Regions from separate parts of the Homo sapiens genome. Here region 1 is linked to region 2. Evidence: read pairs that join two places in POLR2A ChIA-PET (ENCODE). Cell type or tissue: Panc1. All regions are shown on one strand. Each heading gives the region's core, and the rest is flanking DNA. Links, peaks and the distances in the headings are about the cores only.

Evidence for each region. Peaks named below come from ENCODE experiments on the same cell type or tissue, not always from the same donor. Only the 100,000 strongest peaks of a DNase experiment are listed, where the experiment ranks them.
Region 1: POLR2A ChIA-PET joins it to region 2 with 6 read pairs; 2 of 35 experiments call an interaction of 5 or more read pairs at or near these places.

Annotation. Positions count from the first base shown.
Region 1 is chr5:125,320,353-125,325,742 of GRCh38, reverse strand. LOC101927421 (a long non-coding RNA gene) reads right to left here. Exons shown (of 6, transcript NR_109882.1): 5 at 296-391. Among named protein-coding and RNA genes, the nearest start is that of LINC02240, 170 kb to the left of the region's middle. In Panc1, for the core only: no CTCF peak of the experiment used is centred there; no DNase peak of the experiment used is centred there; H3K27ac peaks cover 3,568 bases.
Region 2 is chr5:125,548,438-125,553,827 of GRCh38, reverse strand. The region is part of intron 3 of LINC02240 (long intergenic non-protein coding RNA 2240); the gene reads right to left. The region is part of intron 8 of LOC124901056 (a long non-coding RNA gene); the gene reads left to right. Among named protein-coding and RNA genes, the nearest start is that of LINC02240, 58 kb to the right of the region's middle. In Panc1, for the core only: no CTCF peak of the experiment used is centred there; no DNase peak of the experiment used is centred there; H3K27ac peaks cover 5,000 bases.

The DNA of each region.
Region 1 (5,390 bases), core at 230-5,229, 230 kb after region 2:
CCAAAAAAGAAAACAATGAAATAAATCACTGACTAGCATTCACAAATGAAATCTCTGCATTTAGCTGAGGCATATAAATCAGGTTTTACAGTAAAAACAAGATACCCGCAATTTCCACTCTGAGTAAAAGAAAAAAACTAGCTGATTAGAGTAAGATTTAACACATGTGCATTAAGGAAAAAAAAAAACAAAACCTTCCTTGATGAAAGAGTATTTAACATTTTAAGCCTCTACTTAATGTTTTTGCACATAGTGACTCCTGATTAAATATATTTCTCTTAATAAAGAATGTTACCTGTACTAGCAAGAGACGAAGTATAATACTGTCTCTTTTCTTCTGAGGATGGAATAACACAATGTTTCCACTGCATATGCTCGCATCCTGTGGAATCTGGAAAAAAATATATACTCTCTGAGTCCATTTATTTCTTAATCGTTAGATTTATTTATTTGTGCCTTTACTCAAACAATATTTATTGAATGTCTTTTTGGGGCAACACGCCATATAAGGTTCTGTCAATTTTCTCAACTGACGCTGCAGATCAGTCAACTAAGTATGATGCCTACTTTTTTAAAATCAGGAAAGATAAAGCGTAAATAAATATTTAGGATATAAATACAAAGTAATAAATATTTCCATTAAAGAATGAAATATTAATCAAAGCTTCCTACTATCATCATTCTTTTTCCACTTTGTGAATTCACTTATATTTATATCTCACAGAAACATAAAATTAAGTGCCATCTAGATTCATAATAATTTATTGCCTTTATTTAAAATAATAAAATTGCACGCTGTGGTAGCTCTAGAAAATCTAGACTCTATGTTCACTATACTATAATCAATACTCTGCACATAGACCATTAGGCCATTCCACATATCAACATTAAAAGTCATTTAAAATTGCTATTAATATTATTTAATGATGATAATAAAAGACTAGACTCTGTAATTAACTTTGAGAAAAAATAAAACAATGATTAACATTTGTAAATGCTTATTATGTTCTCGGCATTTTGCTAATTGCTTTGTACACTTACTAACTGGATCATTATATTATCCCTTTGGGGTAAGTGCTGCCCTTCTCAGCATTTTACAGATGAGAAAACTGAGGATCAGAACGTTTCACTAACTTGGCAATATCTGATTTTGGACCCAGATGAGCAGTACTACCAACAATTATACTAATCTGAAACAGATTATAAATATTTAAAAATAAAAGATAAAGTGTTGTTTACAGATAATATAATTGCATATGTGAAAAAATAGAATGAACTAGAAATTTGTTACAAATGAAGACATTATGATATTTATATAGTTAATAAATATAAACTCTCATATATAAATAATAACCACTTTAAAAATATAATGGAAGAAAAGATCTCAATCACAGTCCCAAACAGAAAGATCTTTATAAAAACAAACTTTATATGGAATGTGTAGGACATTACAAGGTGAACATTTTTCAGAATCTATGGAAAGACATACTGTATGCCTTCAATAAATTGCAATTTATCTTGTTCTTAGAAATAAGAGCTCAATGTTAAATCATCATTTCTTTTGGGGAAAAAAAAGAACACTCTAAAATCTACAAAATAAAACTGTCACTACAGTAGCCTGAAAAGTAAATATATAAAACTAGCTGGATTATAAAGAGGAAGAATAAGGAGTTGTACCAGATAATAAAACATACGGTAAAGCTGCAGTTCATATCACTTCAGTAATAGGCCAGGAATACACAAAAGCATCAATGGAAAAGAAAGTCCAGAAACACACCCAAATACATACGGAAATTACCATAAAGAGAGCATTTCAAACCAGTGTGGGTAAAGATAAAATTTTCAATAAATCTGTGATAACTATATAGTCATTTGGAAAAAGTAAAACCACATCTCCAAATCACTACTTAGATAAAAATAAACTCCAGATGGAGCAAAGATTTAAAGTAAACAATGAAGCCATTAAAGAACTGGATGAAAACGTGACTGAATTTATTTATAACTTAGGGTGGAGATGGTCTTTCTAAGCAGACACAAAATTCAGAAACCATAAATTTGATAATTTAGACAACACTAAAAAAAAAACACTCTTTCAGCAAAGCTTAAAACATTACAAAAGGAAAAAGCATTTAACAAACAAGAAACACAGGACCCACAGCTAATTACCTAAATTTAGAGAAAAAGCTTTACAAATTGATTTTTAAAACAGAGAGCAAACTCACAAAAAACAAACAACAAGAAACATCAATGAACAAAAGAGGGCACTTTATAAGAAAAGAAACAAATAGCTAGTCAGCATATGAAAAAGTCTTAACTTTCCTGACCCTGAAACAAATACAAATTAAAAACAAACACAAATTACATAAAAACATAATGATACATAATTATATTAAAACATGATAATTTTAAAATGGGGAATAACTTAAATATCACTCAGATGTTTTAAGTCATGGTATATCTAAATAGTGTAATAATGTACAGCCCAGCCAATTAAAAAATTTGACTAGATCCGGGTAATATGAAACATTTTATCACTTAACCAAATATTTAAATCATTTTAAAGAGTGATAAGAACCATAAAGCGAAAAGGTGCTAATGGTAGATTATTTCTAGCTATAAACATTCAAAAAAGGTGACTCTTAGAGAGTAAAGAGATTTTAAAGAAAATTGGAGAGAAAAGAAGGAAATTGTATTTCACACTTTTACAAAAGCCATTCTTACAGGTGTGAGGTAATATTTCATTGTGGTTGTAACTTGTGTTTCTCTTTTGATTAGTGATGTTAAGCATTTTTTTTCCATTACCTGCTAGCCATTTGTGTCTTCCTTTGAGAAATGTCTGTGCAGGTTATTTGACCATTTCCTAATTTTTTTTATATTAAGTTCCATATATATTTCGGATCTTAACTCCAAATCAGATGTATGATTTGCAATATTTTCTCCCATTCTGTAGGTTGTCTCTTGACTCTGTTGATTGTTTCTGTCAAGCTTTTTAGTTTGATGTTATCTCACTTGTCTATTTAGGTCATATTTTCAGGTCATATTTTAAAAAATATTTTGCCAAGACCAATGTCAAAGAAGCTTTCCCTCTATGTTTTCTTCCAGTCGTTTTATACTTTCAGGTCTTGTGTTTAAGTCTTTAACCCATTTTTAAGCTGATTTTTGTATATGGGGTGAGATAAGGCCCAATTTCATTTTTCTACATGTGGATATTCCATTTTCCTGGCACCACTTATTTGAGATTGCTTTCTCCATTATGTGACCTTGGCACCTTTGTCACAGATCAGTTGACATAAATTGTCTTTTTGTAGTTTAAAATGAATTATAAATTTTAAAAGCTTATATATATTTGGCATTTTCCTTTACCTCTTTTTTGCCATATGTGTATACATATATATATAATTTTTTTTTTAAGACAGGTCTTGCTTTGTACCCAGGCTGGAGTGTAGTGCGCCATCTCTGCTCACTGCAACCTCCATCTCCTGGGCTCAAGTGATTCTCCCACCTCAGCCTCCCTAATAGCTGGAGCTACAGGCACCACCATGCCCAGCTAATTTTTGTATTTTTTGTAGACTTGGAGTTTCGCCATGTGGCCCACGCTGGTCTTGAGCTCTTGGGCTCAAGGGATCCTCCCGCCTCAGTCTCCCAATGTGATTACATAGACTTAAGCCACAGTGCCCAGCAATTGCCAGATATTTTTTATTGCTATTTTAAGCAAACTAATTTGTGGCACTCAAACACCAGATGAATACAACTGATGTTTCAAGAAACTGCCAAACACAAACATTTTCACAGAGGCCATAAATAGCAATGCCAATTAATTTTCTTGCCTTCCGTTTTCCTTTCTTTCTTCCTTCTTCTCTTCTTCTGTCCTTTCTTCCTTCTTTTCCTCCCTACTCATTTTTCCATTCTTTTTTTCTTTTTCTTCCTTCCTTCTTTTCTTCCAACAAATTGGCCAATACTGCATGGCAGTCACAATTCCAGGTAAAGTGAATAGAGAAGTAAACAAGATAAGGCTTCCAACCTCCTACTGCTCACATTCTAATGTGAGAAAATACAAATAAATAGTACAAAGTATTCCAAATAAAACATTTTTTTAAATGTAACATGAAATAGGCATTTTTAGATAAACAAAAGCTGAAAGAACCTGTTGCCAGCAGACCTGTGAGAAATAAATTTCATAGTTTATAAGCCACCCAGTTTATTGTATTTTGTTGTAGCGGCCCAAGCTAGCTAAGACATATGCTGTGTTAATGGATTTGAAGACTCAATGATGAAAAGGTGTCAATTACTCCCCAAATTAACGTGTGATACAAGTCTAATCAGAAATCTAACTAGGCCTTTATGTAGAAATTGACAAGCTGATTCTAGAATATACAGGGAAATGCAAAAAATCTAAAATATCTTTGAAAAAGAGGAAGATAGTTGGAGAACATTCACTATCTTACTTCAAGACTTATTACAAAGCTACAGTACAGCAACAAGAAAGTTACAGACAAATAAGGACAGAGATATAGTTCAATAAAACAGCAGAGTCCAAAAATAGATGTGTATACGTACAGGTCTATTTTTTATTCAACAAAAGATCGAGGGAATTTAATATGAAAAAAAGGTTTTTCAGCAAGTAGCATTGCAACAACTGGATAAATGTATGAAAGAAACATGAATCCTGACCCCTGTCTCAAATAATACACAAAAATTAAATAAAGATGAATCATAGACCTAAATGTAAAAGCTAAAGTCTTAAAATTCTAGAGGAAAATATAACAGAATATCCTTATGGCCTTGGGGTAGGCAATGGTTTCTTAAAGAGAAAATAGGGCCAGGCACGGTGGCTCACGCCTGTAATCCCAGCACTTTGTGAGGCCAAGGAGGGTGGATCACTTGATGTCAGAGGTTCAAGATCAGCCTGGCCAACATGATAAAACCCCGTCTCTATTAAAAATACAAAAACTAGCTGGGCAAGGTGGCGGGCACCTGTAATCCCAGTTACTCGGGAAGCTGAGGCAGAAAAATTGTTTGAACCTCGGAGGCGGACGTTGCAGTGAGACAAGATCGCTCCATCGCATTCCACCCTGGGTAACAGAGCTAGCTTCTGTCTCAAAAAGAAAGAAAGAAAGAAAGAAAATGGTAAGCACCAACCATAAAAGACAAAAGAAAAAAGAAAGAAAAAAAAAGAAAAATTTGATTTCAGCAAAATTAAACCTAACAACCCAGCTTTAATAAGATAAAAATACAAGGCTCAGACTAGAAGAAATATTTGTTATATATATATAAATGATAAAGGACTTATATTCAGAATATATGAAGAACTACTAAAACTCACTTAAATGACAAATACATAAGAAAGAAAAACTTGAACAGACCTTTCACAAAAGAAAATATATGAATGG
Region 2 (5,390 bases), core at 332-5,331:
TGCATAATGCAAAGGACACTTATGAATCAATTTTTTCCTATTCCCTCTTTTTCATGTGCATTACAGAAGTACATCTCTAACAGTTTCCATAGAAACAGTTAAAGTTAGACTTTTGAAAACATAATGGGAGGGGGCAGAAGACCAAGTACATGGAGAGCAAGGAGCAAGTGAATCACTAGTGAATGCGTTAAAATAAAGGATGTAATATTTAAGTGCTGAATGAGAAACACAAACATTTCATAGATGCAACATTATGATAGGTTTTACAAATTCGATGAGTAAATGTTTGTACATGACAAAGTTGCAAGTCAAAAGTCTGAACATTCAATTCTAATCCTAAAAATATATACATGTATTTACATACCTTTACACAATGTCTTATGATTCCATAGTAGTCTTTTAGTGATCACATGCCTTATTCATGTACAAAGGTAGAACTGAAAGTAGTGATGCATTTGTTCATTTAATAAACATGTATAATATGCCTGTTGTATACCAGGCTCTCATCAGTGTGTTCGGAATACATTAGTAAACAAAGCAGAAAAGATCCCTTTGTAGAGCTTATATTGGGGTGGGGGATTGCAGACAGTAAATGATGTCAGAATATTATAAACCAATATTTTCTGTGGGGGTAGGGGGAAGAAGATTTGAGCAGGATAAAAGATCTGGGGATTTAGGTTTCAATTTGGAGGCGGGTGGTGAAAGGAAGCCTTGTTGACAGTATGGGTAAAGACTCGAAGGTGGTGAGGAAGTACACCATTCATATATTTGAGGGCTATCCCTCTGGGAAGAAGGAGCAGCTAGAAGAGGGCCTGCTTACTTTTGAGGCAGCAAGAAGGCTAGTGTGGCTTCAAAGGAGTAAGCAGGGTAGAGGTTTTAGGTCAGATATGTAGCTGTCAGCCAGATCATTAGAGTTTTTAGGCCATTAAACGATTTTGGCATTTCCTCTGAGGGAAGCAGGAAGCCATCAGATCATTGGGTCACAAAGTGTGGTCTCTGGACCAGCATCGTTAGTAACAGCTGAGAAATTATTAGAAATATGAAATTTGCAGGCCCTATCCTAGACCAACATTTCTGGAAGTAGAACCCAGTCATTTGTGTTTTAATAAGTACTCCAAGTGATTCTCATGCATGTTCAGTTAGGAGAAGTACTGACCTAGATGATTCCAAGCAAAAGAATGTCATGATCTAACTTGATCATTTGTCATAATAAGCTGCACTGAAAATTTTATATGATTATTTTTATAACATGGTAGAGACAATTCTGACCTTATTCAGGCCCTATGACTGAACAATATAATCATTAGCTTTTTCCATTGGAATTAATAAGCATTTCATTGCCAGGCTAGAAGTACTTGAAACTGTAAAAGACTTCCATGTATTGATCATAAGTAGAGTGGCCATGTGATTTATATTCCAAATTTGGGCATGCTGGAGAATAAAATGGGGGCTAAAAATATTTAACAGTTATAGTTTATCTACAGCATGGTATAAATTGGAATTTCCCTGGGCAAACCAGCACATATGAGACCACATGTCACTCATTTATTCTATAAAATATCTCAGGCTATTTTGCAGAACTTTCTCCTAAAAAGAGATCTAGTCACCAAGGGAGACTTTTATGAACTGAAAAGAAGAGAAAGAGGAAAATGACACTAAGTGTAGCTTCCCAGTCCAGAAACATTTGTGTCTCACAGGCAATACCCAGCTTGAAATTGACAGGAAGGATATCTCACTTGAAAGTACAGTCAACTTACTATACATAATCTGAAGTGATTTAAAATGAAGTTGGAGCTAGAATAGGATTTTTATGGAAGCCCGACCTTTGGTCTTGCTCATTTCGTTACCAAGTATTTTACTGCTGACATTTAGTCTGGGCCAAAGTTTGTCTCTACGCATTTCGAAGTCATGCCATTTCATCAAATGGCATTTTGCTTTTGATTAAGGTGCTATAGCATTAGTTGCCTTATAAAGTTAATAGTATTTAAATATTTTATATTGACCAGCTGTTTTTCAAAAATATGACTATGTAAAGGTAATATCTAATTTAATCTAAAATATTTAAATGAGGAACCTCTCAAGAGTGAAATGTTGCTGTTATCAAGGGTGGGCTGAGATGCATTCCAAACAGACCCCACCACAGACATAAAATGGCAGAAGATGAACCGCAGAGCCTAGGATTAGTGTTGCTCTGGGCCTCTCACATGCTGTGTCCTCCTTATGACACTGTGGAATGTTTCAGGCCTCAGCAGAGCTAGCTTCAACATGGTTTGAACCACAGTTACAAAGCTAAAGATGACAATCATCACTATTACAAATGTTTTCAAAGAAAAATGTAAACTAGATAAAAATAGAAACACATCATTTAAGCTTGAAAAGAGATTAAGATTTGAATCTAATGCTTCTCAAATGAGTTCACAGATCACTTGCATAATGGTCACCTGGGGATCACATGAAATACACAGAAACACCAGCTGCTTTGCTTGCCAGACCTGCTGAATCAGAATCACTGGGTGGAAGCTTAGAAATCTGCATTTTTAATAAGCACCCCAGGTGATTTTTATTTTTATTTTTATTTATTTATTTTTGAGAGGAGTCTTGCTCTGTCCCCCAGGCTGGAGTGCAGTGGTGTGGCCTTGGCTCACTGCAACCTCCGCTCCCGGGTTCACGCTGTTCTCCTGCCTCAGCCTCCTGAGTAGCTGGGACTACAGGTGCCCGCCACCACACCCAGCTAATTTTTTTTGAAGTAGAGACAGGGTTTCACCGTGTTAGCCAGGATGGTCTCAATCTCCTGACCTCGTGATCCTCCCGCCTCAGCCTCCCAAAGTGCTGGGATTACAGGCGTGAGCCACCGTGCCCGGCCCATCCCGGGTGATTTTTATGCACACTAAAGTCAGAGGACCACTATGATATGAACAGTGTCCAAAAAGAAAATAATTACTCAGAGCTAATAAAGGTGAAGATAAGAGCAATTAGGCAAAGATAATTTCCTATGTTTAATATATTTTTTGTTTGAATTACTGTAAATTAAGGAGAATGAGAGAATAAAGAGATAAAACAAAGCCCATAGGAATCACTGCAGCAAGTCAGAGGAAATGTTTAAATACTTGAGAAGCAGCCAGATAATTACTGGGGAGTGGGAGGTAGGGGGAACCTGCTTGGAGATCCCTTGGGACTAGCTTCACATTGCTAATTTACAATCACATGCTGTATCTGTCACTTTTACAAATCAATGGGAATGCCCACTTTTTAACAGCATGGAGTTACTCACAATGGTTGCTGGTGTTGGTCATCCAGAGGGGACTTTTCAGGATGCAAGAAAGAATCTTGGTGACACACATTCACACACACACACACACACACACACACACACCCTTTTATGTCACTTCCAATTTACTTTATCTTAAACTGTCAGCAAGGAGAACTTATGCTTATACTAATAATTAGAGGTTTGCATTTAAGCCAAAAATAATAAACCCCGTGGGTAGCTCTGCAGACAGCTGGGTTGTAGTAAGTAGAGCCAGAAGAAAAGACATGACTCTTTGTATTCGCAGCAATTTTATAATATGTAGGGAAGGGAAATGGTAGAAGAATAGATTTTATGTCTTTGTTTAGAAAAGGCATTTAGAGAAAATGATCGAGATTGTCATTAAACATGATTTTTACTATAAACAGCAGAAAAAAATGAAAAATTATTAGGTTAAAAATCATTAGTTTCAGCCATCTGGGAATCTCATTGTGCTGAAGAAATAGGACCTAAGACTTTTTTTTTCTTTTAAAAAACAAATGAAGAAATAAAGATGCTGCTTCTGTAAACTTCATTCTGATTAAAAAGGAAAAGTATTGATGATGAGAAATAGGTAAGTACTGTGGAGATTGCCATTTTGAAGAAAATAAATACTTGCTTAAGCCAGACATGGAACTAAGATTTTTTTTTTAAAGTAGATTTCAAAAGTACTTAAAGGAAAAATACAGCAGTTTCGTCCTTTGTATGAGCCTTAAAAGGGAACATTGCTCAAGGGGTGTGGTAGAAAAAATGAACTTCAGTTTATACAATCTCTGTTCAAATGGAAAAGAAAGGACTTCTAAAGGAACTGATTTAACTGTGCAGGAAGCTTTCTCAAAAGCTTGGAATATAAAAAGACATGTAGAAGAGGTAGAAGGAGGGGCACAGAGCCAGGAATGAAAACAGAAGCACAGCCTGGACTTAGAAGAACAGTGTCAGAAAGGTTAGAGGACAGAGGGCTGAGGCTTGCAGAAACAGCTAAAGAAAGGAAAAGGCTTTGCAAGCCATGTTCAGAGACAGACTGTGAACAAAGGAGGGCCAAGATCATTGCCCAGGGAAAACGGCACAATGAACAGATGACAGGAAAGCTTACCAGATTATCAGTTGATTAATCTTTATATTCCCTAGGGCTAGCACAGTGCCTGTCACCTATCAAGTGTGTCACACAAGTTGAGTAAATAAATAGATGAAAAGTTCAGGTAGTAAGAATTATTTTGAAAATTGAAGAGTGGCAGGATAAACATAGCTTTTAAAGAGGAAATTTCAATACCAAGACAGGAAGTAAAATTAATAAAGAGAATTGGTTTTTTAAAATTAACATCTCACTTCAGTCTGAGAAGGATGACATGCCAAAAGGAAGCAAGAATCTGCAGATCTGATGTTAGAACTGTCATTAATAATGTTCAGGATCAAAGTGTAGAAGTTTCAAAGGTGCAATCAGAGTACTGATCCAAAATTTCAAAAGGGGAAAATAGATGGATTTGGGAAATTTCAGAACAGTGATCTGATTATTTCTGTCATAATTCTATAATGTCTTATGAAGCAGAGAACTTGGAGTGATTTAGATAAACAATGATGTTTACAGCCTACTGAAAAAAGTGTAATAAAAAACTAATAGAATTTATTTTTCATAGGGTTAACTAGTCTATTTATCAAGAAAATACCATACTCGTGATTTCAGCAGCGCATCCTGCAAAATTTCTCCTTTATTAAATTTTTATTTTATTTTAGAGAAAATATGGAAAAAGATTAACTTGGTGATGGTATAAACAAATGGGTTCATAAATTTCCAGACATACCCCAAGAGGACCAAAATAGAGTGAAACATTTCCAAACTGTTCTGTAAGACTCTGTGATTGGCCTTGTATTGTTCAATATTTTGACCAATGACTTGAATTAAAAAACACAATAAGGAAGTAGTTATATAGTTTGAATATATAACAAAGCTAGAGACAAAAATATCATGCTGCCAGTCAAAGCAAAATGGTGTATACTCATCTATTCCTGCTCCTCACCCCTAAGTGCAACTATAATCCTTGGAGACAACACAAGAGACAACCAGAGGAGAATTCTGAAAGGTGATAAGACAGGCTGTATAATGTGC